2 separate regions of the Mus musculus genome follow, and region 1 is linked to region 2. A link is a loop called in an ENCODE intact Hi-C map of the cell type or tissue named here. Cell type or tissue: heart. All regions are shown on one strand. Each heading gives the region's core, and the rest is flanking DNA. Links, peaks and the distances in the headings are about the cores only. Region 1 holds the start of Sh3glb1 (SH3-domain GRB2-like B1 (endophilin)). Region 2 overlaps Hs2st1 (heparan sulfate 2-O-sulfotransferase 1).

Evidence for each region. Peaks named below come from ENCODE experiments on the same cell type or tissue, not always from the same donor. Only the 100,000 strongest peaks of a DNase experiment are listed, where the experiment ranks them.
Region 1: it touches region 2 in a loop (12-fold over the local background); 4 of 42 quality-filtered maps call a loop at or near these places.

Annotation. Positions count from the first base shown.
Region 1 is chr3:144,718,966-144,721,873 of GRCm38, reverse strand. Sh3glb1 (SH3-domain GRB2-like B1 (endophilin)) reads left to right here and starts at 1,539. Exons shown (of 9, transcript NM_019464.3): 1 at 1,539-1,892. The coding sequence starts at 1,821. In heart, for the core only: no CTCF peak of the experiment used is centred there; DNase peaks (open chromatin) are centred at 1,653 and 2,383; H3K4me3 peaks cover 2,039 bases; H3K27ac peaks cover 2,395 bases.
Region 2 is chr3:144,529,646-144,532,553 of GRCm38, reverse strand. All of the region lies in intron 1 of Hs2st1 (heparan sulfate 2-O-sulfotransferase 1), which reads left to right. It overlaps Gm43560 (a long non-coding RNA gene), which reads left to right. Exons shown (of 2, transcript XR_003954573.1): 1 at 1-2,908. Among named protein-coding and RNA genes, the nearest start is that of Gm43560, 3.8 kb to the left of the region's middle. In heart, for the core only: a CTCF peak has its summit at 1,425 (motif pointing left); no DNase peak of the experiment used is centred there.

The DNA of each region.
Region 1 (2,908 bases), core at 293-2,792, 190 kb before region 2:
TCTTGCTTGATAGCAGCAAAGCAAATGTCAACAGCTGCGTCTCCTGTAACTATTCTCTCCTTCTTCGATAGCACAAGCTCTGTCTTGTCTAAGACAACAATACGTACTGTTAAAGACAAGACCTACCATTCTCTCACAAATGCTCTTAGTTTTTTTTAACAGAGCACATTGCATTTATTCGATCGAACTGCCATTGTGAGGACCTAAATGGCCCAGTTCTCACTAACGATGTGAAAATGAAAGTTTACGAGCTGGGGGTTATGGAATGCTTGTTTTAAAGGAGAAAGGGACACTGAGCTGGTGTGTACTTTTGCCTCTCCCCTTCATTTCCTTTCTAATGTGAGAACATATGTGTGATATCTAGAGGTTCCAGAGGCATCTTGAAACACCAAAATGAAAGTTACATGATAAGACCTGTAAAACAGGATCTATTGGACAGTGGTTTGGTCCCCAGGATAAAGGAAGTGGGGAGAAGAAAAAGGAGGGAGGAACAAGAAAGAAAAACAAAGACAGGAGGGTGATGGGTTTGAAGCGGTCTTTGGATACCTGAAGCCAGGCTAGGTCGCATGAGGCCTTTTCTCAGAAAACAGAAACTAAATTAGCTGAGTGTAGTGTGGGTGTCTGGGTGGGTGGGTGTGGGGGGAAGGGCTCATGCCTTTATCACACAGCTAAGAGTTGGAAGGTTGAGGCCCTGCCAGACAGTAGGTACTCAGGAGTGAAGGAATGTATAACCGGATAGGAACCTTGTCTTTCTTCTCCATTGTCTCTCTGAAATGCTCTTATATACCTTCCCAGGGGATGGGAGATACTTTCTAAATATGCCTCAGATGACCACCAGCCACCAAAGGGACTGAACCCTTCAGCACCTACTCAATGCCTCACACACAATAGGTCCTCAACAGTGAGTCAAAGTATAATAGGGTAGGGGACAATGAAGACAATCCCGTTCAGCAAAGATTGGCTAGGTGTCTACCCAAGCCATAGGTAGCCTTTGACCCCAGACCCAATACAGGAAATCCGGGCCAATGATTCTATAGTGTCAGTTCTGTTTCCTTTTAAGGAACGTTTTGTCCATGCTTTTCTAAGGAACTTTTGTCCGGGCGATTCTGTCACAGACACTCACTGAGATGCTGTGGGAGGGAATCAGGGTGAGAGCCCAGGAGGCTCTCGTTCTGGTAAGAACTTCCACTGATGCTCTGACACTGGCTTGGTGCTTAGTGAGCTGTCAGGAGAGCCTCAGCCGCGGCTCCACCCAGTGGTGAATCCTCGGCCACCCTGCAGGGGTCGCTGTTCCCATGAGAACCTCTGCAGCGGCTCCACCCAGTGGTGAATCCTCGGCCTCCCTGCAGGGGTCGCTGTTCCCATGAGAACCTCTGCAGCGGCTCCACCCAGTGGTGAATCCTCGGCCACCCTGCAGGGGTCGCTGTTCCCGCGAGGACACCCCCGCCCCCCACCCCACGCCATCGGTGAGGCCACGCCCCCCTCCCGGCCGGCTGTTTTCCGCCGCGGTTGCACAGTCGCCGGGCGGCGGGGCGGGGCGGGGCCTTCCTCCGGACGCGACCTCGGTCCCCGTGGCTCGCAGCTGCTCGGCGACGCGACAGGCCCAGCGTGTGAGCGGAGAGGCGCGCGCTCGCGGGCGCCCGCCCTCTTCCCTCCCCCGCCTCCCCGCCAGGAAACGACAGCTGCGCGGGGCTGGCGCCGCCTCCCGCCACCTACCACGTCCGCCCCGCCGTCGCCGTCGCCCGGCGCCCCAGCCCGGCCGCGGCGCTCCCCGCCTCCCCGCTAGCGCAGCCGGCGGCTCTGCCCGGCTGCCGCCCGGCATGAACATCATGGATTTCAACGTGAAGAAGCTGGCGGCCGACGCGGGCACCTTCCTCAGCCGGGCCGTGCAGGTACGGCGGCGGCGGTTGGGGCCGGGCGGGGTGGTGGCGCCGGGGAGGGCGAGCGGAGGGCGGGTCGGGGACGGCGTCGCCCTGGTACCCAGGCCTGCCGATGGGCGCGGCCTGGCGCCCCTGCCCCGCTGGCCGTTTCCGCCTCGCTCGCCCGGCCGCCGCCGCCCCGCGCCCCGGCAGGCGAGTCGGGACGCGGCCCAGGGCGGACACCTTGGGTTCACCCCGGGGCGGAGGCCTCGGTGCCCCAGCCGGCGAGGCAGGGCACGCCGAGCACCTTGGCGCCACCCCCACCCTCCGCTGCGCTCGCTCTCGCCCTCCGGGCCGCGTCCGACCGAGAAGGGAGTTTCCTTTTCCTGCCCCTCAACGCAGAGGAGCTGCCAGCTCAGTTCCCACCAGCCCTCGCTGCTGCCCCTTGGAAGGATTGTCCCAGAGCTTAGCAGCCCGTGGGGGAGATGGAGATTGCCTGTCCCTGTCGGTGTCCCAGCTTCACCAAGGACGCAGGACACCTAGGATTAGGGGTGCCCTGACGCGTTCCCCAGATGGGCTATATAGAGCAGGGGTGAGAGGAGGACGCGATTCACGTTGTTGTCACATTGGAGGGGACCGGGCACGCTTGGCTTCAGGCGCACTTGGAAGGGAAAAGTTCACTGCGTCTCCTTATTCTGTGATTAAGGAAGTGTCAGCAATAGGGAACTTGGGCAGATTTTTTACAGTCAACACCCACATTATGCAAACTCAGTTAAATCTCGGAGCAGATGTCAATTTCACAACGTGGCTTGTAAACAATCTGGTATTGAAGTTAGTGACATAGGGTAGCAGCAGCCCTCTGTTCCGGAAAGAGAAAACAAAAGTAATGTCCCATGTGCCAAAATCCCACCGAACTATAAATCTCACGTGTGCTGCTTTATTTCTTGATTCATTTCATTTTACTGGCACTGTGAATATCATATTTCGTTATCCTTGGCAAAAGAATCGGACAGTTCCCCAGGGTAATGACTGCCTATCTTATGAAAAAT
Region 2 (2,908 bases), core at 325-2,824:
CTATACCAAGTGTCAGATTCACATGCATGAGTGGATAGCATTGGGCTGACCAGGATGTGGTGGCCAGCTAGATATCGAAGATCTCGGATGATGGCTAACTGACTTCTGAAGTCGTGAGTCTCTTCTGGGGCTCAGCTCTGGAAAACCTGGTGCAATGGAAAGGGGTCTTTTTTATGTTGGAAAGGGGCTGTATAAAGTTTCTTCCCATCTCAACCCCTTCCCTCCCTCCCTCCCTCCCTCCCTCCCTCCCTCCCTCCCTCCCTCCTTTCTTTCTTTCTTTCTTTCTTTCTTTCTTTTTACCAAAAACATATGGTTGGTAGCTAGCGCCAGGAAGGCTGAGCTGCAAGGATGGAAAATTCGAGACCAGCTTGTAAACCCTGCCTCCTAAAGGTTGAGAGGAAGGAGTAATACATATGTGCTCAACAGGCTTTAAGGCTAAATGTATTTTGGAGTCTCTTCTATAAGTATTCTTTACATACACACGCACACACATGCACACAGTCTCTCTCACACAAACACTCACTTAAATGAATAAGTTTAAGAGGAAGCAGTAGTCTAAATGTGCAGCTCCAGCTAGAGAGTGCAGATTGGTTTGGTTGGATGCTGAAGAGCAGTAACAATGGAGGATGTAGAAATACCATCTGAATTATACAGCGGATGGCAGAACTGTGTGTGCATCAGCTGCGTTAGCTGTGCATGGAAGTCAGGGTGGGTTTGCACAGCTATTCCTGTGCTGGTTGACTCTTCACTATTTGTCTCACAGTTGCAAACTTCTAAGTGATCTAAAAGCAAAGATTAGAAAACTCTGGGTCATATTTTAATGATGTATTCTTTCATTTTTAATTATGTGTATGTATGTATGTATGTATGTGCTTTTGCCCCCAGCCCATGCTGTGCTGCAGATCGGTGCCATAAGTGCCTGTACTGTAGCAGCCACTCGCACACAGCCCAGCACCTCCAGAATATTAAGTTTCCTTTCCATTGCTAACGTCATAAAGCTTTGATTTAAAAATGAGGACCTTTCCTTTCCATCAGACATGCTTTCCATTGCTTCTTTGTGTTGTTCTGTCCCTAATGTTCTTTCACTCTGTGATTCCAACAGTTCCCGCTGTAGCTGGGTTGCTCCTGAGGGTTAAGCTTCAGGAATCGCTCCAGCTCTTGTCTTCTTTTGTAGTTACCTCCTGACAGGTGGAGGAGGCTCTGCTCTTGGACTCTCACCACTCTCACTCCTGCCAGGCACGTCCTGACATTTCCTGGCTGACTCGCTTGCTTCTTACAGGTCGCTCATTACTTCTCACTGGAGGCTGGCAATTTCTCTGAGAATATCTGAGTCTCTGTGGGCCTTTCCCGGAGAACACTCTCTACTTTGTACCTTATAGTTATTTATATATTTGCATATTTAGTTTTGCAGAATAGCTACCTGCTGCCCTCTTCTGGCTTCATATTAGTTTGACCTTAAGTAAATTTTAATTATTGTCTTGGAGAGACCCATGGTTTCCCAAAACTGACTTGATTGAGAAAAATCACTTAGGTGAATTTTTCTTTTAAATTTGCAGTACATGGTTTTCCATTTTTAGAGATTCTATTTAATTAAGTATGGGGGGAGGGGGGTGGTTATTGGTAGAGTAACAAAAACAACACTTGGTGTTAAAAGTCTCCAGCCAGTTATTAAAATCTGACTGTAAGATAAGGAGGTAGTCCTTAGACACCTGGAGATGTAGTCCTCACACTTTAAAATGTCACAGGTAAAGAAATAGACAAGGAATATAGGACTTTACCTTCGTCAGAAAAAAAGAAAAACAAAAACAAAAAGAAAAAATGAATTTGGCAGAAAAAAAGGCCTGCTCCTGCCTGTGTTGGTTTGGTAATTTTACTCTAGTGACAGTCTTGGGAACTCTCAGCAATATTTATAGCAGCCAGGACTAAGGGACTTTGACACAGCAGCCAGGACTAAGGGAAGTTGACACTAATTTTATGGAATCTTAACCCACTATGTTTTGTTTTTTGAAATGCAAAGACAAACAGAACAAAAACAAAACAAAAGCCCTCTGATGCTAACAGCTTCTGGGGCTGTTCTCCAGCAAACTGGAGTTTGGGAGCACAGGCCCCAGGTCCAGCAGCCCAGCCACCCTCCAAATACACCCGCTGAAAGGATGAGCGGAGCTGAAAGGTAGAGGACAGAGATCTAACATGTTAGGAGGAACAAATGAAGGGCCCAGGGCCCCTTGTCGAATCACTGGGTACCAACATGAGCTTTGCATTCCTATAGAGAGGAGTTTTGGGGACACATTTGCATACTCAAGCACTTGTGGCTGGGCTACGGGCTGGTTGATTATTAGTTCTGATTCTGCAGGATGCCCAAAGAGGTCTGTACAACTGACTGTCAGCATGGCAAGATCAGACTGGTTCCTACAAGGCGCTCGCTTCTGCTCTCTTGTCCTTAGTGGTATTTGTCTCCACGTTGGAGAGTCTGTCCTTGGAGGATATGGTATTCTCGGGATCCAGGTCTTGTGCTGTACCTTCAGCCTTGGAAGGGGATGAGATAAGTTGGTAGACACTCCTTGAGAGATGCTCTTGCCTGTGCAGAGTGAAGTAGGAGTTCCATCCAGAGGCAAGGACCTAACAAAACAGTCATGCTAGGCTTCATTGCCTTTTAAAAAGTCTACTTGGTGACTCAAATGAGAAGTCAGTGTTTTTGTTTTTTTTTTTTTAAAGAAACCCTGATGAAAACATACACAAACATAACAGACAGAAAAACAGATTCTGCGTGTGTTTCTGTTTTGAAGTTCTGGCTCAGAGATAATGGTGTTTATATGGCTTGGGATTCTTTGTTTCTCTTTACCTTTGGTTCACTAACTGTAATTCTCCAATCTGAAGCATATGGATCTTCTAAACTCGTCTATGTCTG